Linked DNA regions of Homo sapiens: regions 2, 3, 4 and 5 are each linked to region 1. Evidence: chromatin contacts called from ENCODE Hi-C or POLR2A ChIA-PET data. All regions are on one chromosome and are shown on one strand. Each heading gives the region's core, a stretch centred on a gene start or an enhancer-like site at or near the end of the contact. The rest is flanking DNA. Distances are from core to core; before and after follow the strand shown.

Region 1 (4,904 bases), core at 1-2,500:
GAAAGACCTGCTCCTGTGACTCAATTACCTCCCACCGAGTCTCTCCCACAACACGTGGGAATTCAAGATGAGATTTGGGTGGGGACACAGCCAAACCATATCAGACATCTAGAGTCCAGAACTGTGAGAAAATAAATTTCTATTGTTTAAGCCACCTAGTCTGCAGTGTTTTGTTATGGGAGCCTGAGCAAACTAATACACTTCCTATGAAGAAAATCTCACGTGAAGTCCAAGCCTGTCTGGTCTAAGAGAAAAAAGTCACCACCTGAGAACTGGGACCACATTCTTTGTTCTAATTGTTCCAGCTAGTCCAGCTTCTCCACTAACCTACTTAATCATTACAGACATGGGCACTGTGACAATGATGGCCAGGTGTGTTGGGAATTCAATCACTTGAACAAGAATGTCCCTGGGTTATAACATCCAGGCTGCTGCTTTTTTTTCTAAAGCACCAGACAATTGCTTCACAAAGTTCCCAATAACTCAGCTCTCACCACTTGCTCAAAGCCAGTTTCTTAGGCCTTGAGGGGGGGAAATAGGCTATTTAAACTCAAATGACTATTGAGCTTTGTTGACAAAATACCACTTGGAAGAATAATGTAAATGGAATCCATCTTCAAGGAAGCAAATGTCAAGGAGCACTTCACAAAACCCATGTTCCTCTAGCCACAGTGACTTCATTACTACATCTGAGGGGAGAGAAGTGTGAGTTTAATTAGGTAAACATAGAGACAGTGTTTGGGAATCTCATTGTAACCAGTGAGAAGGCAAGGTTTTCATAGACAATTGCTGGATGCAACTAGGTCAGTCTCCAGATCTGAAATTAAACCCTTTATCTAAGGGTTACTACTTAAGCCAGCAACAAAGGAGCATTTTACCCAATTCCCACTCAGATTTAGAGATGTCAAGTTTTCCTTGTTTCTGACTAGCAACAACAGAAGAAATTAAAACAGCTCAGTCTGGAATATCCCAGGAACCCCCAAACTTAGCAAGATTTGGGGAATATACCACCTAGTCACTCCTTCAGAAAGGGGCACAGTGATGGGGGAGAGCACAGAACGCAGGCATCAAACACACCTGCATTTGAGTCCTGGCTCCATGGGTTACTAAGTGTGTGACTGTGAGCCAGTTATTTAACCTTCCATAGGCCTCAGCTCCCTTATCTATTAACCTGGTGAAATGCAGACCCCTCTGCATGGGGTTACAAGGTTTCAGCATGACTGGGTATGAAAAGAGAACAAAGAAGCTTCCTGGAGATGACTGTGGCCTTGGCTCACTGCCAGGAAAATGACTCATTTCTGTATGCCAGGGTTATAGTTCACTGTTACCCTGACAAATGAATGTGGAAGACCCATGATTTCCTCCACCCTCCTTCACTCACATAGTAAAAGTTAGCTACTGCCTGCAACATACCAGGCACCGTACAACACGAAACTGTAGGCTCCCCCTCCAGGAAGTGACAATGTCATTCCTAACCTGTTGGAATTTTAACACCTGTCATAAAAGGATCTCATGATGCTTTGAATACTTTCTCGAAAGGTGTCACATGCTGCAAGAATAGTAAGGACAGCAACAGCTATCATTTCCTACTTGGGTTGCATGTTTAATATTTCGTAAAACAATACTTTCACATATATCATATGAGCCCCACAAAGGCTCCAGAACTTCAGCATACAACCAGTAAGTTGCAGAACTGGATCACAAGCCCGACCTCCATCTCCCTAAGTTCAATAGGAATTTTCTGATACATTTTCTCCCAAGTTTGAAAGTAATATTACGCACAGAAAAGTTGGAAAAAAATAACCACACCTTATTTTCATCACCCAGAGATAGCCACTGTATCATTTTGTTCTATTTTCTTCCTATCTTTTTTCTATGCTTAAAAAAATTTTATTTAAACAAACTTGAGATCATACTATGTATAAAATTTTTTAGTCTTTTTTCCCCACTAAAAATGTTATGATTAGCATTTTCCCACATACTAAAACTTCAGCCTAAAATGTTATTAAAAAACAGAAAAACACAGCAAGCTTTATCTAGTAATTCCTGTTTTATATAATTGTTTCCAAACTTCCACAATTATGAATTATGCTGTAATGAGCACAAAACTTTTTGTTTCTGATTTTTCTTCAGATTGAACTATAAGTGTACTTAAGAGACTGATGACTCATTCTTTCATTCAACAAATATTTAATAAGCACCGACTAGGTACTGGATACCATTATAAACTGACGATACAGTAATAAGGAAACAAAGTAAAAAAACAGACAAGATATCCCTGCCTTCATGAAACTTACATTCTAGAGATATCAACAGTTTTAAGTATCTGTACGCATACTGTCAAATCACTTTTAGAAAGGTCGAACTATTTTATAACTCCAGTACATAAGTAGCTGTCTTACTACATTTTCACCAATGCTGAGTATTATGATTTAAAATTGTTGCTAATTTATAACACTTAATAAAAATATTGCATTCCTTAGAGATTTTTCTCCTTTGCTCTCTACCTCCATATATTCACCTCATCATAAAATACAAGTACATTGAAGAGACATTTAAGTTATCATCCAAAGTTGGTCTCCTAGCTGGGCATAATGACTCACAGCTATAATCCCAGCACTTTGGGAGGCCAAGGTGGGTGAAGCACTTGAGCCCAGGTGTTTGAGACCAACCTGGGCAACATAAAAACACCCCATCTCTACAAAATAATAATAAAAAAATCAGCCAGGTGTGGTGATGCATGCTTATAGCCCAGCTACTTGGGAGGCTGAGATGGGAAGATCACTTGAGCCCGAGAGGTCAACGCTGCAGTGAGCTGTGATTGCACCACTGACACAGCAAGACCCTTTCTCAAAAAACAATACAAAAAAACACAAAAAAACAAAAAAACGAAACAAAGTCTGCTCTCCAAATGTGAAATTTCAAAAGATTTTTCCTGCCTGCAGTGAGAAAATAATCCCAGTCCCAAAGCAGGGATGGCAAGAGTGGAAATGCCTCTGATACTTTGCAAGGTAGCCCTTGAAGGTAGCAAAAAATAATGATGACAAATCAGTGCCTTGTTAGGGCCTGATATGTCTGGGGACTGAGTCAGCAATGAGTTTCTCCAGTGAAATGCTAGGCTTCTGTGGGGGATGAGCTAGGACAAGCCAGGTGGGGACTCTGCAGGGGTGGTAAGGTCAGATTCAAATGAGGCTCTTTCATGAAAGCTCCTGGTCAACTATAGAGCATTCACAATAGAAGGGAGTTTTGCTCTTTTTTAATAGAGGCCTTTAGAGGATGTTGAGGACTTTGACAAGGGCTAATAATAAGAAAAAGGGGATAAGCATATGTATGGAAATATAAAAATAAGTAAATAAAATATAAATAAAGAAATAAAATAGGTAAAAATATGTGTTTAATATTTTTGGATTGTTTATCACATGTTAGAAATTTTCAGAATACTCTATTTTACATATATATACATATACATATATATATATATAGAGAGAGAGAGAGAGAGAGAGAGAGCTTATTATGTATCAGTCACTGGTCCAGGCACTTTGACTCATGTAACCATAATTGACTTATAAGGTAAATACTAGCATTATCTCCATTTGACAGATGAAGAGACTGAAGCTTAGAGAGTTAAGTACTTATAAAGCCAGGATCTGATCCCAATTAGTCTGCCTTTAGAGTCTGTGCTCTTAAACACTATCCTATAAGAAGCAAACTGACAATCAGATCGAGTAAGCGCGTGCCCTGGTTTGAAAGGTCAGGTAAGAAGGATTGATTGAGTGTCTCCTATGAACCAGGCACTGTGCTGGCTCAAGGTCACAAAGATCATGAGGGGAAGTGTGGAGAACTGGGATCTAGCTCAAGATCTGCCTGACTCCAGGCCCTCACTATTTCTACTACACTCTACTTAAGGGGAAATGCTTCTGCATATGGGTTGATGTGTAAGAGGCAAGGCTGGCACAGGGTGCAGTGCTCTTGAAACAAAATGCCACAGCCAGAAGAACAGAAGCTCCCAGGTATGCTGTTATGGGGAAAGAAGTTGTGTTAGAGGGCACCTCTGGGTGGGCCCCTCACCATACCTTCTCGGCCCCAGACACTCTAATATGGTCCAGGTGTTTCAGAATTTACCTTCTGGGTTCAGATGCCTCCATGCACTAAACAACAGTCTTTAGAAATTCCAACAAGTGTTCCCACAATCCCAGGCTTTGGCATTAGAATTTGTTGAACTTTCAGTTATTAAAAATTCTTTTATATTTTTCCCTTGACAACTCACACTGTACTTCAGACTGCTTTGATAGTTCCCTTAACGGTTGCCTTCGTATTTCAAAACCTATGAAATTACATATTTGAAGGGATTATTCATTTTTTTCCAATGGAAAGCATACATACCCCATAATGCTTTAATAATGATAACCAGATGGATTGAGGGGTCTTTGACAAGGGTTTTCTTTAGCTAATTTGAGAACATACTGAATTTCAGTCTCTTTTGACTAGTGAAAAAAATGGGCAGAATGTAAAGTGCCCTGTAAATATCCTACTTGTACAATTTTAATACTTTCATCATGGTCAGATGAAATCTAATTAAAGCTAACTGTCCCCTTCCTCTATTTTCAAAGTACAGGTTTCAGGCTTTTTCAGTGAAGCCCAGGAAAATGTTTAACCAGGAGTACTGGATACTCCTAAGTAGTTCTCACTCAAAATTCTGCCAAAATTACTTCCTGATCAGTGCTTATATCTTGACCTCCTTCTCCCTTACTCTCAAAGGAGCCCTTGAGACTTTAAGAAGGCTTCTCACCTTCATGTAGAATCATGAGGTGTTAGGGCTGGAAGGGACCTTAAGGATCACCTAGGCTACCTCTTTCACATTATAGATAAAGAAACTGAAATTTCAGAAAGATTCAATGACTTGG
Region 2 (4,904 bases), core at 1,147-3,646, 490 kb after region 1:
ACTGCAACCTCCACCTGCCTGGTTCAAGCAATTCTTCTGCCTCAGCCTCCCAGGTAGCTGGAACTACAGGTGCATGCCACCACACCCAGCCAATTTTTGTATTTCTAGTATTGATGGGGTTTCACCATGCTGGCCAGGCTGGTCTTGAACTCCCGACCTCAGGTGATCCACCTGCCTCGGCCCCGCAAAGTGCTGGAATTACAGATGTGAGCCACTGCGCCTGGCCATGTTTTCTTTTAAAAGTTGTATAGTTTTAGTTCTTACATTTAAGTCTTTCATCCATTTTGAATTAATTTTCGTCGGTAGTGTGAAGTAGAGAGTATTAAGTTTTAAATTTCATTTTCCACATTTGTTAATATGACATATAAATATAGTAGATTTTTTTGTGTTTTATCTTGACTTCTGTGACCTTGCTGAATTTATTAGTTTTAAGAGTTTTTGGTACATTCCTTGAGATTTTCTATACAGACAATTATGTTACCTGCAAATAGGGATGGTTTTCTTTCTTTTCCAATCTGTATGTCCTTTTTTCTGCTTGTATCTTGTATCTGCTCTTAGCGGGAGGCATTCAGTTTTTCATCATTAAGTGTATTGTTAGCTGTGGGGTGGTTTTTCAGATGCTCTTTGTTAGGGTTAGGACGTTTACATTCATTTCTAGTTTGCTGTGAACCTTTATCATGAATGGATGTAATATTTTGTTATATGGCTTTTCTGCATCTATTGATAAGATCATATGATCTTTTTTCTTTTTTTCTTTTCTTTTCTTTTTTTTTTTTTTTTGAGACGGAGCCTCACTCTGTCGCCCAGGCTGGAGTGCAGTGGCGTGATCTCGGCTCACTGCAACCTCTGCCTCGTGGGTTCAAGCGATTCTCCTGCCTCAGCCTCTCAAGTAGCTGGGACTACAGGTGCGTGCCACCTCGCCTGGCTAATTTTTGTATTTTTAGTGGAGACGGGGTTTCACCATATTGGCCAGGCTGGTCTCGAACTCCTGACCTCGTGATCTGCCCTCCTCAGCTTCCCAATGTGCTGAGATTACAGGCATGAGCCACCAGGCCTGGCTGAGCTTTCTTCTTTTGCCTGTTTGCAGTGTTTTTTTTTTTTTTTTTGATATCAACAAGGACAAGATCATTGACAGTGATGTTTGTCTACAGCTGGTTTTCTCAACTTTGGCACTATTGACATGTTTTGGGCCAGGTAATACCTTACTGGGAGGGCTCTCTTGTGCAGTGTATCTATACATGCCATTAGCACTGCCTTCCCCACCCCACCAAGTTGAGATAACCAAAAATTCCTACAGGCATTGCTACATCTCCCCATGGAACAAATCTCTCCTTGTTGAGAACTACTGATCTATATCTTTACTAATTTTCTTAGTCTAGTTTTATCATTTGCTGAGAGAAAAGTGTAAAATCTTCAACTGTGATTCTGGAATTGTCTATTTCTCTTTTTAATGCTATCAATTTCTGTGAAGGTTTTATTGGTACATGCACTTTTTTTTTGTTACCATTTCTTCATGATGTCATGATGAATTGAACCTTTTATCCATATGGAATGTCCTTCTGTAGCTCAGATATTATTTGTTCTGAAGTTTATTTTTATTTGATTTTTTTATTTCTTATTTTTTTGAGATAGAGTCACACTCTGTTGCTCCTGCTGGAGTGCAGTGGCATGATGTCGGCTCACTGCAACCTCCACCCACCGGGTTCAAGCAACTCTTGTGCCTCAGTCTCCTGAGTAGCTGGGATTACAGGCACGTGCCACCACGCCTGGCTAATTTTGTATTTTTGGTAGAGACGGGGTTTCACCATGTTGGCCAGGCTGGTCTCAAACTCCTGACCTGAAATGATCCACACGCCTTGGCCTCCCGAAGTGCTGGGATTACAGGCATGAGCCACCGCGCCTGGCCTATTTTTATTTGATATTGATATAGCTACTCCAACCTTTTCATATTTACAGTTTGCAGAGTGTATTTCTTTCCAGTTAATTTCAAACATCTGTGTCTTTATAATTAAAGTTTTTTTTTTTAGCAGATAATATACAGTGGGGTCTTATTTTTTTATATCTATTCTGCTAGTGTTAGCCTATAAATTAGATTATTTAGTTCATTAACATTTGAGGCATTTATTATTTATTGGTATGGCTAGGTTGAGTGAGCCATTTTATTATTTGTTTTCTGCTTTTCATTTGTCTGTTCCTCCTTACTTCCTTTGTATTGTTTGATTTTTTTTGTTTTGTTTTTAGAATTCCACTGTAATTTTTTTTTTCGTTATTTTCTTTTAGTGCTTGCTCTATAGACTACAATATACATCTTTGAAGTTTCTTAATGTTACCATTTTACTACCTCTCAAAATGTGGCAACCTGTCTAGGTCCATCTTAGGACTGCTTACTATTGGATTTGTTTTTTGTTTGTTGGTTTGTTTTTTCTCTTTCTTTGAACGCTAACATTAGTTCAAATACAGTAAAACCAAAGTAAAAGAGTGTTACTGATATTAAGAGCAATAACTTCTTAGGGCATAACGAGAGGTTTCCTGGATGTAAGGTGATAACGTGGATTTGGGTTGCTAGTTTATTTTCTGTTTTATTTTCACTTTTGATAGCTGAGGGTTTTTTTTTTTTTTAAGCTTTCTGTTTTTCTTTTCCTGTAGATGAGCTTTTGCACTAGTGTTTCATTCTTAGACATTGGTTGTTCAAAGAAAATTTTTAGGTATTACAGATTATGACCTATTCTAAATATTAGCTGAAGTAGTTTTATTGTTTTAACGACTTAATAAGAAATTTAAGTCTAGCTTTAACTTCTTTATAACTGTTATCACATGGTTGCTGAAGAAAAATTGATCCTTCCCTTGATCTCATTGTTACATTATTGAACTCTTTGTGTATGTGTTGATTTAGTTCTTTTGTTTATTAGGTGATGCAGTTAACAATACTGGGAGATAGCTCTGTAGTTCTTTCTGTTGAGAGTTGTGTATGTCTATGCATACAATCACAATTCCTGGTTGGATTTAATTAAAAACTTTAATTTTTGTTTTTTAGTGTTGTTCACAAGCTTAGTGACTTTAAGAAAAAAATCAGGTTTTGTATTTTTTCTTTTCCCTTTGGAGTTAAACTTTAAAACTCTTTAAATCTCTTGACAAGTTGCCTTACAGTGTGTCTTGTTTTAAGTAAATGTGTCTGTGCGTATTTGGAATTTGCGAGTTACTTTAGTAGCTTAATTTGCTCTGAAAAAGTATTCTTGACTTACCACGAATTTATGTAAGACTTCATTAAATATCAAGATCCATTAAAAGCTTATAAGTAATTTGCAAGAGTTGAAGTTATGCATATTTTAAAATTATTACATCTAGTGCCAAAAATCAAGCATATTAGTATTGTAGTTCTTGTTTGGTAAGGAAAAAGAATTTATAATTATGCCTTTAATTCACAGAGAAAATCAATGATATGCTGGTGGAAATAGCCAGCAGGCAGCTGGAAATGTGAGTCTAGGTTCAAGGGAAAGATGGTAGTTAGAAAAATAAAAATGGAAAGTTTTCCTCTAATAGGTGGTCGTTGAAACTGTGGAAGTAGATTCATGTGTGAAAGCCCAGTATGAGAGGAGGTCTAAGATTGAACGTTTAGAAGCAGCAACATTTAAGGAGCCAGTTGTCAATTGAAATGTGTACAGTTCAGTCTTTAAATTTAATGTCAGCAATATACGAGAAAGAGTAGAAGAAACATATTGTGATGACTAGCAGTTTCTTTTTAAAAAATAGCAAATAATGGTAGTCCTAAGTTTTAAACCTCTAAAGCTTTAATAGTGCAATCTTTACTCTGAGATTTTGCATTCAGTTGTATAATCAGTTTTTCAAAAAGTATTTAATGAGGTGAGAACATACAATATGCACTTATCTCTCTATCTGGATATAGATATAAATACATAGATAAAGATCTATCTGTAAATATCTTCATCTATATTGGTTTAAGTTTCTTTCTTCCTCTTTTTTCCTTCTCTCTAATCCATTCATCAATTACCCCCTCCCTTTCTAGTAGTATTAAGCGTGCTTGCTTGCTAGTTTCTGACACCCAGTAAGAGGGCAGCTTACTTAAATCTTAATCGCATCATTGTGGGGTTCTGAGAGAGCTTTGAGGTTGTTTCCAGGGTTGCTTAAAAAATTTGTGCCACAAAGGACTCTGATCATAGTAACTCAGTAGGAAGCATTGGTAACATCTAGTTTATCTGTAGGAGGGCTGTTAAGAACTAGTCTTCTTTTTCTTTTTCTAGGAAGTGCTTTGTTTGTGGTTTAGAAAGAAGTTGTTCTGATGGATTTTGTTTTGTAGAATTGCTGTGGAATTTGCTTTGATATTTAGTATTAGTTAAGAATTGCAGTGTGCTCAAACATGAACATGGATTAAAGTATCAACAATTGCATATTTATTGCAAGCATACTCATTTGTTGAATTATTAAATTGCACTATAGTACTTATGAAACTCCAAACCAGGTATGACCAGAATGAATGATCTATATAATATGGGAATAAAAGAATACTCATAAATTTGGTCTGTAAGTTCTTGGTATCTTCAAGTTTCATTGGCATGTTAACTTCACCAGAAGATTAAACACTTTGTAGCCTTCTGTAAAGTTTACTCTTTATGTACTATATAAGATAGAACATGATCATAGACTCTTGCTCTAGATTAGAAATTTATTCTATTAATTCCTATGCCTCAAGGAAGTATTTTTATACCTTCTAAAACATTCTGACAGTTAAAAACCCATTATACCTTGAAAGATTTTCTGAGATGATTAAATAGCATTTCTTAATAAGCCATTACAATGTTTAGGAATTTTCACTTTCTTTTATTTCTAATATCTCCTTATTTATAGAACATATAATTATTTTTATATGTATATTTCATATGCATATA
Region 3 (4,904 bases), core at 1,732-4,231, 480 kb before region 1:
GGTTTTGAGGAACCTGAAGCCTTAAAGTAAGAATGTTGAAGAAGAGGACCAGTTCTCCAAGGCAGAAAACGCTATTACAAAAAGTAGTATGATTCTTCTAGGCATTGTGTCCCTGAGATCAGGGGCTAAACCAATTTTTTTTAGACACTCCCTATCTAACATCTATAAATCTAGGAACTGGAATTGGAAGTGGAAGAGTCTATGTATAGGAAACATGTTATTGTATTATTTTTTCACATGATGCCATCTTCTATCTATGTGCCAAGTGGAAAATGTCACTGGAAGTGTTTCTTGGCCAAATATAACTCTGTTCTGGGAAACTACTTCCTTTATCAACCGCAGGTATCTAGACACATCTTAGAATATACTACAGCTCTCCGAGGAGTGCCCACCATGCTCCTCTGAGCCCAAAAATCAACTCTCAGGAAAAAATTGCAAATTAATCACAAAGGCATCTAGACTAGCATGCATGTTGCTTCTTTTTCTGGCAGATCCCTAACCTGGCCAACCAGCTGGACATGCAGTGTGAGAACTGGGAATGGGAGTATCCTGTAATAGCCAAGCAAGCTGGCTTTTAGAGATCCCCTTATGATTGTCTCATAGGTCTATCACACTTAACATTTTCAAATCAAAACCCAATCCCCAAAACATGTTCTACACTCAGTCTTTCATATGTCAGTAAATAGCACCACCATACCCCAAGGAGTTCAAGTCAAAACTTAGGACTCATTCTGGTTTCCTGTTTACCTTGCTCCCAAAATCCAATTCATCAACAAATCCTAGAGGTTAATTCCTCCTAAATAAATCCTGAATTTTACCATCACCACTGATATCATCCTCATCCAAGCCACCATCATCATTTACCTGGACTTTTGCAAAGGATTCCTGTTTTCACTATTGCCCTTCCATACTCCATCCTCTATCCAGCAGATAGAATCATCTGTTAAAAACAGAAATAAGTCCATATCTCTCCTTTGCTTACTCCAGCCCCATCCATAGTCTCCCACTGTAATTAGAACATAACCAACAGTTGTGCCATACCCTGTGAAACCCCATATGATCTGGCCTTTCTCCACCTCTACGGTCTCACCTCTTACCTTTCACCCTTTTATTCAGTTCATTTCAACTACATTGTACTTTTTTCTCCTATCTCATTAACCTGCACACCATGCTCATTTGCACTCAGAGCCTTTGGATTGCTGTTCCTTCTACCTGATGTGGTTTTCCCCAGGCCTTCTCATAGCTGTGTCCTCATAATCCAAGTTTCAGCTTAGTTATCATCTCCTCAGAGGAGCCTTTCTATCCCTCCTCTCCCTATTAAACGTTTTAGAATTACATAAATTTTTAAAAATTATGTGCATCTATTCCAGCTTTCTTTTGATTAGTAAAGATTTAAAAAATAGAATTATGTGCATCCATTTTTTCTTTCTTTTTTTTTTTTTTTTTTAGACAATATCACTTTGTCACCCAGGCCGGAGTGCAGTGGCATGATCTCGGCTTACTACAACCTTTGCCTCCCAGCTCAAGCAACTCACATGCCTCAGCCTCCCAAGTAGCTGGGACTGCAGGCGTGTGCCACCTCACCTGGCTAATTTTTGTGTTTTGTTTTTAGTAGAAATGGGGTTTTGCCTTGTTACCCAGGCTGATCTCAAACTCCTGGCCACAAGTGATCTGCCCACCTTGGACTCCCAAAGTGCTGCGATTACAGGCATAAGCCACTGCACCTGGCCAGTGTGCATCTATTATTTTGATATTTTAAGTTAAAGTAAAAACAAATATATAAATAAAATAGCCTCTCTAGTCACTATTATATCACTTTGCTTAGTTTTCTCCATTGAAGAAATTATCTCAAATTATTTTCTTTATGTGTCTACTTGTGTATCCTGTGTTTCTCACTACAATGTAAGCTACATTAAAGAGGGGATTTGCTTTAGTGACCCCAAGACTGCTAACCTCATGTCCTATCATGTATCCCAGCACCTTCAAAGTCTTTTGTACATTGTAGACTCTCAATAAATATTTGTTAAATGAGTAGATTTCAGTTATCCAAGAGACAGGCAGTGTTCTTTTGGCTGATGCTTATATGCATTCACTTGAAAAGAGTATTGTAACAAAATTTGTTCAAGTTGGATTTTGTTTGCATATTAAGATACTACTGCTGATACCCATGCATATGGAATGGGTCTTTGATACAAGTGAGAAATTGCCAACACTCATTTACAGCCTATTAATAAATGGGCTTTATCCTATAGATTAGTATCTATGTCCCTGTCAACATGGCAGTGGTAAAGTTCACATCAAAGTAAAAATTGAAAAACAAAATTAATGTTAATTTGGATTTAAAAGCTCATACCTGAGTTCTGCTTTCAAGGCAGTGAGGAACTGTGGGGAACTGTCTGGAACTGTTGATGCTGCAGGTGAAGCTAGAACATGAGAATGCTATAGGCTGGTTTGTAGCACAATGAAAATGGAAGAATAAGAGGTAAGGCCAGTTGCCCGGAGACTCCAAATAAGAAACATGGTTATGAGGAAGTGGTTTAGAATTAGGGCTTTGAAAAATAATAGCTGTCATTGATTGAGTGCCTACTATGTGTGAGGCCATTCTCCATAATCCTTACGGAAACTCCTAAGCTAGGTATTATCTCTCCATTTTACAAATGAGTAAGCTGAAGTTCAGGAGGTTAAATGACTGCCAAACCATACAGTTATGTAAAAAGTGGAGCAATGATTTAAACTAGATTTTTCAAATCCTAAAGCTGACATGCTTTCCACTGTACCACAATGTCTTCCTTTGTACTGGTGCACTCCATTTATTTCTGTGATTCCTGACACCAATTTTAGGGCCTGGGACAGCATCCTAATGGAATCATGCCTAGCTGGATAGCAAATGCCTCTGCTGCCAGTAGAGGGGCAACTTAAGAGAAAGGTCCAAGCCAAATTGGATCCAAGAGTTTCTGACTAAGCAGGTTTCAAACCTCCTGCTCACACCTCTTCCTCCTCACTTTCTTTCCCAACATCCTCCCACGGCTCACCTCTACCTCTGTCCACTGGAGACACCATCCTCCAGGTGCTAATAAGAAAGCTACTCTGACCATGGAAAAAGGGAAAGAGGCAGCTCAGCAAAATCACTGCTGAGAGCCTGGGCAGGCTTAGGCAATGTGATCTGAAGAGCTGAAGTGTGCAGCCCACAGAGAGAAAGAATTGGATAAAATACAAAACTAAAGAAGAGGATAAACCTAAGAGGAAAATCTTCCTGACAGAGATGAATTAGTTACGGGACTAACTCCGCAAAGGAAGAGATTGGGCTCCGTTCCCTGAGGCTCCCTGAGCAGAAACCATGTTACAGAGAACAAGTAGGGGGGTTGTGGTTAGCAGGGACATCAATGACTAATAGGTGCTTTCCACCTCTGAGTTTTATGAAGATGAGTGGAGTCTTTTTGAATAGAGAAAGAAATGAAAATAATAATTAACATGGAGAGATGGGGCTGACTAAAGCATGGCAAAGATAAACAGGAATGAGGCTGTTGGCCCTCGTAGTGAGTGTGGAAAATCATTTCTTCCAATTGGGAGAGGCAGAGGTGATCAGTTCAGAGGTTTAAATTCAGAGTCCAGGCTCTGTCACTTACTGATTATCTGAGCAAATTAGTTAGCCTTTCTAAGCTACAAAATAGGAAAAATACACTATTTTTCAGATTATTTCTCACTGCAGATTAGGAGTAATGCCATTGAAAAGGTTCTTATGAAGATTAAATGAGACAACTCATGTAAACAACAGTATCTACTTAGCATGAAGTAAGCACTCAAATGACAGTAATTATTATTGGAATATGGCTTCGTGTGGAGGGGGAAATAGAGCTGGGCAATTATTATCAAGGTCACCATATGGGGATAATTTTTCCCTTTGGACTTAATGATGGCATCTCCTTGGTTTAATTATTTGCTGTGTTGGTAGCTCACATCCTCTCTACTGACTTGGCTTTCAGCTCACGGGAAGATGAAGCCCAAATACAATAGATACCAAGGCAAGCTTGCCAAAGAGCAGCTCAACCCATACTGGTACTCTGAGTCATTCTAAGGATAAAGCCGCCTCTCCATGGAGAAGGATATTGTACACAGGAGATAATACTAATGACACCGTCCATTTACTTAGTCTCTTACAGTTTACAAAGCACTCTTACCTGGGAAGGGTTACTATCTTCATTTTATAGATGAGGAAACAGAGACTTAGAGAGGTGAAGCAACTTGATTAAGGTTGCATAGATAATTGGTTGTGAGGATTCACTCCCAGCTCCTCTGACATCATGTCTGGGGGCTCTTTTATACCACAAGATGCTGCAGGGAACATGAACAGGTACCAGATTAGGAGGCTAGTTGCTTTCAATCATAAAAACAGTGAATTTAGGAACAGGAAGAAGCTTTCAGATGACCTAATACTGTGGTTTTAGATTGTGTCCAGGGGTCTAGTAGGCGGTGGAGGGAGCCAAGCAGGAGGCGGGATCAGCTTTTATCAATTAAATTCATCAGATTTTAATTTGATGAAATTAAAAAGAAAAAGAAAGTTGGAAAAACCTAATCTAGTTCAACTAACTGTCTCATTTCCCCAAGAAGGATATTGAGGCCCAGAAGGGTTAAGTAACTTATCCAAATCAGAGCTAAGACTAGCATAGCACTCAGTCCTCAGTCACCTGCATATTTGATAAGCATGTCATAAATGTCCTCATTCTCCAAATATTTTCCTTTGATTACCTCAAGCAAGTCACTTACATGTAATAATCAAATCATTGAAGAGAAATTAGCTCTGGTGTGAGTCTCTTCTGATGACACCATGTGACCTTGGAATAGTCGATTGATCTCTGGACCCTCAGCTTTTCTATAGGTAAAATGGGGATCATAATTTCTGTCTA
Region 4 (4,904 bases), core at 1,257-3,756, 450 kb before region 1:
AATAGGCTTGCTTTATATTCTGACCTTCTACAGTCTCTACCTCTACCTCTCCTTGAAAATTCTGAATCCCTTCTGTATTTAGGAAGTAATAGAGAAGGCTGTCTTTCCTAATGGTTTCACCGGCCTCTCATCAACCGAAACTGAAAGCCTTTGGAATTCTCTCCACCATTTCACCACTGCACTCTTGAGTCCTCTTGATTCTATCCCCAGATTATTCTTACATGTATTCCCTCTTGTCCAGCACATTAATTGAGGTTCTCAGACTGAGTTATTCTAACTGCCTTTTAACTAATCTCTCTGACTCCAAGACCTCATTATCAAGCCAGCCTTTGCACTGCTACAAAACTAACCTCCCTAAAACACAGGTTACACTATGGCCCTCTCTTCCTTTCTGGGCATATCCTTATAACGCAGGGAATAAAATACAAAATTCTAGCATGCTATTCAAGGCCACCTCAAGTCTTGACAATGCTTTGTGAGCCCAACCTCTGGAAAATGAAAAATACATAGAAGAAAAATAAATTTATAAAATAAGCTGGATATAGTTCATAAAATCTGTGTCCAAAAATCTACTGCAAAAAGTGTTTTGTGTGTGTGCATACAAATATAAATTTAGATAGATAGAGATATGTATATGACACACAATGTTATAAATGGTTAAGATTTCTAGACAAGCCCATACAAATCTATTTGATGTATAATTTGTAAACAAACTACTGTGCATGTGCAACAAAATTACTCTGCAATGCCGATAAATAAAATAGGAAAACCATTAAAATTTAAAATAATTTTTAAGAAATATATCTTGACCACTGACCCTTGAGATGACAAGATGGACAGATGACTCCATTTGTCTTTATAGCTAACATTTACACTGTGCTTACAATATGCCAGGCCATATTCTAAGAGCTTTACAAGCAATAGCTTTACAAGTATTTGATCTCACAACAACCTTATAAAATAGATACTATTTCTCCATTTTGTAAACAAGGAAACTGAGGCATGGGGTAATTAACTTGCCCAAAGTCACATGCAAACTGGTAAAGGTGGGATTTGAATTCAGACAGCTTGGTTCCGAAGTTACCACTGCTTAAATTAGCACAGCCATTATGGAAAACAGTATTAAAGTTCCTCAAAAAATTAAGCATAGAACTACCATGTGATCCAACAATGTCACTACTAGGTATATATACAAAGGAAATGAAATCAGTAAATTGAAGAGATATCTGCACTCCCATGTTTACTACAGCATTATTGACAATTGCCAAGATATGGAATCAATCTAAGTGTTCAACAATGGATGAATATGGATAAAGAAAATGTGATATATATATATGTATATATATACCACAATGGAATACTATTCAGCCGTAAGAAATAACGAAATCCTGCCATTTGCAACAACATGGATGAATCTGGAAAACATGTTAAGTGAAGTAAGCCAGACATAGAAAGACAAACACAACACGTTCTCACTCATATGCAGAATTTTTAAAAATTGATCTCTGGCTAGATGCAGTGGCTCAGGCCTGTAACCCTAGCAATTTGGGAAGCCGAGGCGGGTGGATCACCTGAAGTCAGAAGTTTGAGACCAGCCTGACCAACATGGTGAAACCCCATCTCTACTAAAAATACAAAATTAGCCAGGCATGGTGGCACATGCCTGTAAACCCAGCTACTGGGGAGGCTGAGGCAGGAGAATTGCTTGAACCCAGAGATAGACGTTGCAGTGAGCCAAGATTGTGCCACTGCACTCTAGACTGGATGACAAGAGTGAGATTCTGTCTCAAAAAATAAATCAATCAATAAATAATTATAAAAATAAAGATAACCAAAGTTTCCACATTTAATGACAATTCTATCTTGAGAGCCACTGTAGAGTTACCAGGAGGAGCTAGAGCTGGTTAATGGTGGAGAATGTGCAGGAAGTGTCTAAAACTGTCAGGGCTAGACTGGCTGGGGAACAAAACTGGGTAGTCAGGATTGGGTATTGGGTACATGATGTTTTACTGAGGTAGTTTTAGTGCCAGTGATATTTCAGTGTTCAGACTTAATTCATTACTGTAAAGAATAAATTATTAAATTTTCAGCTTTTAAAAAATCATCAAATAATCTGTGTAGATAATCTCCTTAATGTCAGGATGAAATGAGGGTCAGATGAGGAATTCAGGAATGGGGCTGGACACAGAGATGTGGTGAGAGATGGTGAAGCTTATGAATGGGGTAAGGTTGTTACCCATGTCATTTGTTCATTTTTTAAAAGTGATAACCAATTTCTCTGAGTCTAAGATCTCCTAATCAAGCCAGCCCTTGCACGGCTACAAAACTAACCTCCCTAAAACACAGGTGAGACTATGGCACTCTCTTCCTTTCTGGGCTGCTCCTTATTGGCTTGATTTTTAGGGTCCAGTATATCCAAAGTGTCAAAACAAAAATGTATTACTTCAGAGGGACATGCAGGAGGAAGAGGTTAAGCACTGAGTGCTAACCACAGTCTGCCTTGGGCAGAAGCAGAAAGAAGCCTCAGGCCAAATGATAGAAGGGAAGTCGCTTTCTGTTTTTGTTGCCGGAAAGGGCAAAGAATCAAAACACCACTTTCGCAATGAATGATCTTACAAAATTGCAATAACTGTGACAAGACCTGAAAGACAAAACGCATTTTTGAAACATCTTCATGCAGTATCTTTTTGCTTTGAAGTATTTCCCATTTGAAAATTGGGATTGTTTGATGATGTACCATCATCTCTGGTATCAAGACAAATACCAAGACAAATCTTGGTAGATCAAGACAAATAAAATATTGTGAGAAAATTGGGATACAGAACCAGGTTCAAATCCAGGCTTTACCACGTATCAGCTGTGTGTTTTTAGGCAAATCTTAACCTCGCTGAATCTCAGTTCTTTCATTAATTAAAGGGGAATAATTTTACTACCTGAGCCTTAGGATTGTTAGAGTGCCTCAGACAGTCAGCATTCAGTAAATATTCAAATATTCATCAAATAGCAACAGTGGTTAGTGGGATTACAGTTGATTATTTATTTTAGGTCTCTGTATTTCTTAGATTGTCTACCATGAGTATATGTTGTTTTTGTAATTAGAAAGAAAAATAAAACTTATTCTTTTTAAAAATGAAGGCCGGAGGGCTGGATACAGTGGCTCATGCCTGTAATCCCAGCACTTGGGGAGGCCAAGGCAGGAGGATCACTTGAGCCCAGGAGTTGGAGAGCAGCCTGGGCAACATGGGAAAACCCTATCTCTATCAAAAATACAAAAATTAGCCAGGCATGGTGGTGTATGCCTATAATCCCAGCTACTTGGGAGGCTGAGGTGGGAGGATGGTTTGAACCCAGGAGGCGGAGGTTGCAGTGAGCCGAGATCGCACCACTGCACTCCAGCCTGGGCAACAGAGCCACACCTTGTCTCAAAAAAAAGGCCTGGTGTGGTCACTCATGCCTGTAATCCCAGTGCTTTAAAAGGCCAAGGAGGATCGCTTGAGGCCAGAAGTTCAAAACCAGCCTGGGGAATGTAGTGAGACCTCGTCTCTACAAAAAATGGAAAAACAAAAAAAAATTTAACTGGGTGTGGTAGCACACGCTTGTAGTCCTAGCTATGTAGAAAGCTGAAGCAGGAGGATCTTTGGAGCCCAGGAGTTTGAGGCTGCAGTGAGCCATAATCATGCCACTGCACTACTGCCTGGGCAACAGAGCAAGACTCTGTCTCAAAAAAATAATAATAATAAAAATTAAAGACGAGGGGCATAATTTCTCATATTTTTACATTTGCTCTCCCCACCCTTGTCTCTTTTATGTCTCTTTCTGCTGTTATAAAGAGTGCATGCTGTCTATGCAGCGATATTCAGAAGGCATCATAGAATGACAGTCATTCTCTATTCTCCAGCACAGTGCTTTTGGGGTCAGCTGACTCTACCCAGGCCTGCAGTACTGAAATGAGGCTCAGATCAGGGTGGTGTCTGTGTCCACGGGAGATCTGTTCTCTCGATTACATATCGATTCCCATCCTACCATTTCCTCAGTTTGACACTAAGCTGGATGCTCCCAGCCATCCCCAGTCCTCAGACAACTGTATTTTTTCCCTCTAGTTTTATTTATTCGGCACCAAGGCCTAGTGGCACCGACATGGCTGCAGGAGTCAAGCCTGCAGTTGGTCTTTGAAAAACAGGGAGAGTGTGGGCGAGTGCATTAAAGGAAGCAAAGCTCTGGCAGCAAACCAGCTTCTAATCTTGACGCCACCCCTGGTTCTCTTCTTTTCTTTATCATTTTAGGCTTGTGGGTCCCAGATCTCCATATTTGCCTTCTGGAACTGCTTTAGCAATAAGAAAAAAGATGGATGAGGGAATTAGGGCCGAGTTACTCCAGCCCCATGAAGCACTCCAGCACCAGGAAGCATAACCTGAGGCTCCATCACGTTTGGAGCTGCCTGCCTTGCAGTGGCCCATCCCTCTCATGCAGAGGGCCTATTTTCAGAGTCACAGAGGTAGGGAAAGAGCCAAAGGGCCAGAGTCTTTCTGAATATGTGGGCTTTGGGAGTACAAGGTGCCCATCATCAGATTCCTCTCAAACCCGTGGCTACTTGCTTGCTCCCATCCCAGTAAACATTGTCGCCATCCACCAGCTGCCCAAGTCAGAAATCTAGGAGTTGCTTTGGACCACCTTCCTTTCTTCACATGTCTCATCCAAGTATACACACAATCCTACTTACTCTACTTTGTAAAAGTGGCCCTTGAAGCCACCCACTTCCCATTTCCAACTAGTTGAGACAAATATGCTCTTCTGTCTCTATAACTGGTATCCCCCAAATATGACAATTGTTTAAATGCCTGGTAGTCCCAAATAACAGCAAGAGAGCATAAGGTCACACAGACAGTCAGTGACACATAGATCCA
Region 5 (4,904 bases), core at 1,360-3,859, 440 kb after region 1:
CACCACCATGTCTGGCTACTTTTTGTATTTTTAGTAGAGATGGAGTTTCACCATAGGCCAGGCTGGTCTTGAACTTATGACCTCAGGTGATCCACCAAGCTCAGCCTCCCAAAGTGTTGGGATTATAGGTATCAGCCACCGTGCCCAGCTCGTATTAATTGTTTGGTGAATAAGATGTTATTTGTATAGTATTGTACATCTTAACATGATCATTTTTTGTTAATATTTGATACTATGTTTTAAATACTTGTTAAGAATTTTTTGGTTGATATGTAATGCATTTTATTTTTTCCCATTTAAAACTAAGTTCCTATTCAGCATTTTCTTGTGAAAGGATCACAGATATTCAGGAATGGATTATTGAAAAAAAATAAGCCTGCACTGCTATTTCTGTAATTTTTTGGATAAGTTTATGCTGTGTTTTTGATCTTCTTAGTTTCTGAATTGGAGATTTGAAAAAAATTGTGATTATCTTGTTCCTATTCTACCATTGTATATTGGATGTGTTGAGGCGGATGATAACTTTATCATGAGATCTGCATCTGGTCCTGAGGAATATTCTGGACTTTGGCTAGGATTCAGCAACTGCATGGAATTTTAGGTTGTCTCCCTTGGAAAAGGGAAGGTATGTCTATCTGTAGAAAGAATGGTGTGCCCGGATATTTGGGTAGCCAGAGACATAGAACTATGGCAGACACTGCTAGTTGCCTCTAATATCTGTTTTTTCCATTTTGCTCAGTAATAAAACCTCAAATGTTAGCTGGGCATTTGTCCCATTAATTAAAAAAGATTGTATTCACCATCCTCTCTTGCAATGAAGTGTGGCCATGTGATTAAGCTTTGTCCAAGGAACGTAAGTTGTAGTAGTTTGTATGGATCTTCTGGGAAGTTTTTTTAAAAACAGGAAGTATGCCCTTTTCTCCCCGCCCCCGCCCCCCCGTTTTTTTTTTTTTTTTTTTTTTGAGATAGAGTCTCTCTCTGTTGCCAAGGCAACAGTGGTGTGATCTTGGCCCACTGCAACCTCTGCCTCCTGAGTTCAAGCGATTCTCCTGCCTCAGTCCCTGAGTAGCTACGATTACAGGAGCGTGTCACCATTTCTGGCAAATTTTTGTATTTTTAGTAGAGACAGGGTTTCACCATGTTGGCCAGGCTGGTCTCAAACTCCTGACCTCAAGTGATCCACCCGCCTCAGCCTCTCAAAGTACTAGGATTACAGGTGTGAGCCACCGCGCCCGGCCTCTCTTCCCCTTTTGCTGGTCTTCCTGGCTAGCATGTTGATGTCATGTTATTTTCTAAGTTAGGGTGGAAATCACAGGTAGCAGATGGCATAGCAAACTGTCACAAAGAGGCTGGGATCCCTAATCGTTATGGAGCCACCATTTTATTCTAGGACTGCCTACCTTTACCTGAGAGAAAGATACTTTTATCTTTTTGCCATTGTTGTTTTGGACTTTTCATCTGAGTATTTCTCTTTTATTTTCTTCAAACAACTACACCTATCTGATATTATCTTGTTCAGTTTTCTTTGTTATTTTCTGTCTTCTCCCTCTAGAATACTAGCTTCGTGAAAATAAAAATCTTGTCTCTCTTGTTTCTGTTTGTTTCCTTAGCACAGTGCCTGGTAAATAGTAATGACTCAGTAAATATTTGTAGATGAATGAATGAAGACTAGAAGATTCGAATGGAATTCTTCTAAAGGTAGTTCGTTTCTGCTTTAAGAGACTATGGAATTTAGAAATCCAAAGAAACTGGCAGGTTTGTTACATGTGAGGAGATTGACAGAGGGGTTATATGACTCAAGCAACACAGGACCCTTGTCTTGCTAATTGTTGGCCAAGTTCCCTAGCCAGGTCTGAGTTCTAACACACGACTGCCGCCTCTACTGTGTGTGCTGTTTGGTTGATAAGCACCTATCAAAGATGCTGTAGACAGGATTGCTCCGTGGCCTAAGGTTTGGACAGGATGACCTATTGCCCTTCCCCACACACGGTCGGGGTATGAACATAGCTGAGACTTTTCAAGCCTTCGCAGGTATCACAGAGCTTGGAAAGCCCAGCACTTGGGGGTAGTTAGTTGCAACTAGCAGGCAGCCCTAGCTGTTTATTACCTGGGACTCTCGGGAAGGCAAGCTCCCGGTGCTGGGGAGGACGTTTGTCCCAGGCATTCCTCTGGCAACCCTCTTCCTCCACCAGCTCCCAACAAAGACATTTAATCCCTTTCTTCCACTACCCTCCGCTCTACTTGGCTTGCAGTTGGAAGCTGAAGTACAATTTGACCCAAGCCACCCCCTACTGCGCACCTGCCATAGCGCTTGCGCCCCGGAGCCGGGCACGGCGTCGCGGGGGTGGGGAGGCGGCTCGTCCCCGAGCTGCGCTCCCTCGCGTACAGCCTCGGCTCTGGGTGCGAAGATCCTCTCTGCCTCCGCTCACCCAGCCGCGCCGCCGCGCGGGAACGCGCCCCAGCGGATGCCCTCTTGAGGGAGCGCGCACGCGCCGCCTCTCCCCGCCTCCCCGGTGCGCGTCCCGCCCCCTTGAGCTGCGATACGCCGAGCGCTCAACATCCGAGGACTTTGGCCCAGAGTAACCCCGCTCTCGTGACCTTTCCCCTCCATTCCGCACCTCCGAGTGCTGGCCGGGCGAGAGGCTGGCGGCTGGGCTCTCGCGCCCCTCCCTGCAGGGCTCAGGCTCTCCCCCTCCTGTCTTCTCCGCGCTGTTCCTCGTCATGGCGGCCCTCAGCAAGTCCATCCCTCATAACTGCTATGAGATCGGCCACACTTGGCACCCTTCCTGCCGGGTCTCCTTCCTGCAGATCACCGGGGGCGCCCTGGAGGAGTCCCTGAAGATCTATGCTCCTCTGTACTTGGTGAGACCCGTCACCCGTCCCGCAGGGCGAGTTTAGTCTGGAAGATGGGCCGGGGGCTGCAGTTGGTGCTCCCGAGGGGCTCTGGGGGACTTGCCTTGTGTCGGGCTCTCTTTTGGAGGGGTCGGAGTGTTTTGGGGGGTCGGTAGGGGGAAGGGGGAGGTCGCAAGGGAAGGATATACCAATTCCTGCAAGGGAGAAGGAGGAGGGGAATTAGAGATTGAGCTGTCATCTGAATGCCTGTTGCTAGGAAGAGGATGGCTCCCAACTTTTAGAATTAAGTTTAGGACACTTAAAAACGTTAATTCAAAGACCAGCCTTATTTTCCTCTGGCCTGCCTTGTGATGGAGAGGTATTTGTAGGTCAGCGAGGCTATGAGAAGGACCTGCAATCTTTCCTCATCTAGTTTCCCCTGTTTTATTTTGCTTTTTTTTTTTTTTTTTTTTAATGAAGAAGGCATATTTGGCCCTAAGTCCCTGTGGCCTCAGATCTTGACTCAGTTTTGAGATGACAGGATTGTGATTTGGGGGTTTTGCAAGTGTTTTTGCAAGTTCACAGAACAGACTCCTGGGTTGAGATTGTGTGTGGTGATTTAAAGGGTGATGCCAGTCTTTCAGTCAGTGAACTTGGTTAGGACATCTGACTTTGTGTCACCTAGGACCTTCTGTTACACAACTTTACATACAGGGCAATTAATAGGGAATATTTGGCAGTATGTATATGTAACACTGAGGACTATTAAAGATGCTCTTAAATGTTCTCCGCAAAATCTTTTTTTCAATAATCTTATCCTTGATATTAAAGATTTATTATTACTTTGGCCATTGAAGTGCATTGTCTCATTTTCTTGCCTTACAGTTTGTGTCCTAAGAAGACAGATCATATTTTTTGTATGTCTTCTAAAAGTTTCAATATTCAGCAGATGATCAATTATTATTTCTCATTGAAGTAATTTAGATTTATACCCTAATGTTCCTGAAAGTGTGTCATGGCTGTATCTGTAGTACTTCTTGAAAAGTCTGATTATGTATTTCAGAGATAACACAGGAGAAGGTGATGACTTTGTTTGAGGTTGCAGGCACCCATTTCATTTTTATTGTATAGACTGATGCTTCTCACATTTTCATGTATGTTAGGAATCCTCTGAGGATTATGTTAAAATGGGGGTTCTAATTCATTAGGTCCTGGTGGGGCCTGAACCTCTGCTTTCCTAACAAACTCGTGGTAATGCTGATGGTGGGGGCTGCACTTTGAATAATAAAGATCTAGAGTAGAGGCCAGTAATTGTTATTGGAGCTGGAAATTTTTTCCTTGATTTTCTTTGGCAAAGATTCATGTTTATCTGCTTTTCCACATTCACTGTGGCCAGTCTATGTCTCAGAATTTTTCTTTTTATTTTTGGATACAGGGCCTTGTTGTATTGCCATTCTGGCTGGAGTGCAGTGGCGCAATCACGGCTCACTGCATAAGGCTCAGATTTGTAAAAAATAAAACATCTACAAACATTATTGAGCTCTTGATATACAACTATAGAAAAGATTGTTCCTGCTGTGAGAGGATTATGATATAGGTGGAAAGAGAGTTTATGCTATCTACTTCTCCCTCTGAAAATCCATAGCACTTTTCATTCATTAATTCATTCACTTAACAAATATTTGTTGAATGCCTGATACTTGTTATATCAATAGCCTAGACAATTTATGGATTATAGTCTATGATAGGGACATTCAGGGTAGCAATAGAAACATAGGTTCTCCTACTCCAACAAGGTAGGTTGGGGGTGTTCAGGAAAAGAGTTGTGTTTTACTACTATATCTCCAACAAGATTAAGTACTTATTGAGGATAAATTTTCCATCTCATGTGGCCTTGTACCCTTACATCTGTGTATTTGAAAATTTTGGTTGCTACTCCTCGGTAGTTGTGAAATAAAATTAGTGGGAACTGAATAGCATTTTATTTTATATTAGTGAAATGGAAGAAAATAAAAAATGTTAGGACATATTGCGCATACTAAGGGTAAGCATTATTTCATGACAGTTTTGTT

The links. Hi-C counts contacts between places; a loop is a spot of excess contacts on that map. ChIA-PET counts read pairs that join two places held with the same protein, here RNA polymerase II (POLR2A). Pooled maps may share reads with other maps.
Region 2: a loop to region 1 is called in a pooled map, with 4 times the contacts of the local background. The contact joins two enhancer-like sites. A Hi-C loop is called at or near these places in 1 of 168 maps with a recorded cell type or tissue (mesothelial cell of epicardium), 1 of 37 single-sample maps with no recorded cell type and 4 of 50 pooled maps.
Region 3: a loop to region 1 is called in a map with no recorded cell type, with 20 times the contacts of the local background. The contact joins two enhancer-like sites. A Hi-C loop is called at or near these places in 9 of 37 single-sample maps with no recorded cell type and 8 of 50 pooled maps.
Region 4: a loop to region 1 is called in a pooled map, with 10 times the contacts of the local background. The contact joins two enhancer-like sites. A Hi-C loop is called at or near these places in 8 of 37 single-sample maps with no recorded cell type and 7 of 50 pooled maps. POLR2A ChIA-PET finds 5 or more read pairs at or near these places in 1 of 52 experiments (activated T-cell).
Region 5: a loop to region 1 is called in a pooled map, with 18 times the contacts of the local background. The contact joins the promoter of TMEM135 here to the enhancer-like site in region 1. A Hi-C loop is called at or near these places in 3 of 37 single-sample maps with no recorded cell type and 10 of 50 pooled maps.

Annotation. Positions count from the first base shown.
Region 1 is chr11:86,591,826-86,596,729 of GRCh38, forward strand. The region is part of intron 2 of ME3 (malic enzyme 3); the gene reads right to left. Among named protein-coding and RNA genes, the nearest start is that of ME3, 78 kb to the right of the region's middle. RefSeq lists a silencer at 2,988-3,188. Within about 2 kb of position 1,251, at least 19 of the 41 ENCODE cell types and tissues checked have a DNase peak (open chromatin) inside an H3K27ac peak, as active enhancers do.
Region 2 is chr11:87,079,080-87,083,983 of GRCh38, forward strand. All of the region lies in intron 3 of TMEM135 (transmembrane protein 135), which reads left to right. Among named protein-coding and RNA genes, the nearest start is that of TMEM135, 44 kb to the left of the region's middle. RefSeq lists an enhancer at 3,744-4,583. Within about 2 kb of position 2,397, at least 4 of the 41 ENCODE cell types and tissues checked have a DNase peak (open chromatin) inside an H3K27ac peak, as active enhancers do.
Region 3 is chr11:86,113,155-86,118,058 of GRCh38, forward strand. No RefSeq gene overlaps it. Among named protein-coding and RNA genes, the nearest start is that of PICALM, 47 kb to the left of the region's middle. RefSeq lists an enhancer at 3,136-3,605. Within about 2 kb of position 2,982, at least 5 of the 41 ENCODE cell types and tissues checked have a DNase peak (open chromatin) inside an H3K27ac peak, as active enhancers do.
Region 4 is chr11:86,136,590-86,141,493 of GRCh38, forward strand. No RefSeq gene overlaps it. Among named protein-coding and RNA genes, the nearest start is that of LINC02695, 54 kb to the right of the region's middle. Within about 2 kb of position 2,507, at least 8 of the 41 ENCODE cell types and tissues checked have a DNase peak (open chromatin) inside an H3K27ac peak, as active enhancers do.
Region 5 is chr11:87,035,325-87,040,228 of GRCh38, forward strand. TMEM135 (transmembrane protein 135) reads left to right here and starts at 2,610. Exons shown (of 15, transcript NM_022918.4): 1 at 2,610-2,862. The coding sequence starts at 2,722. LOC105369422 (a long non-coding RNA gene) reads right to left here and starts at 2,471. Exons shown (of 5, transcript XR_007062827.1): 1 at 2,300-2,471. RefSeq lists an enhancer at 2,085-2,585 and a silencer at 2,242-2,631.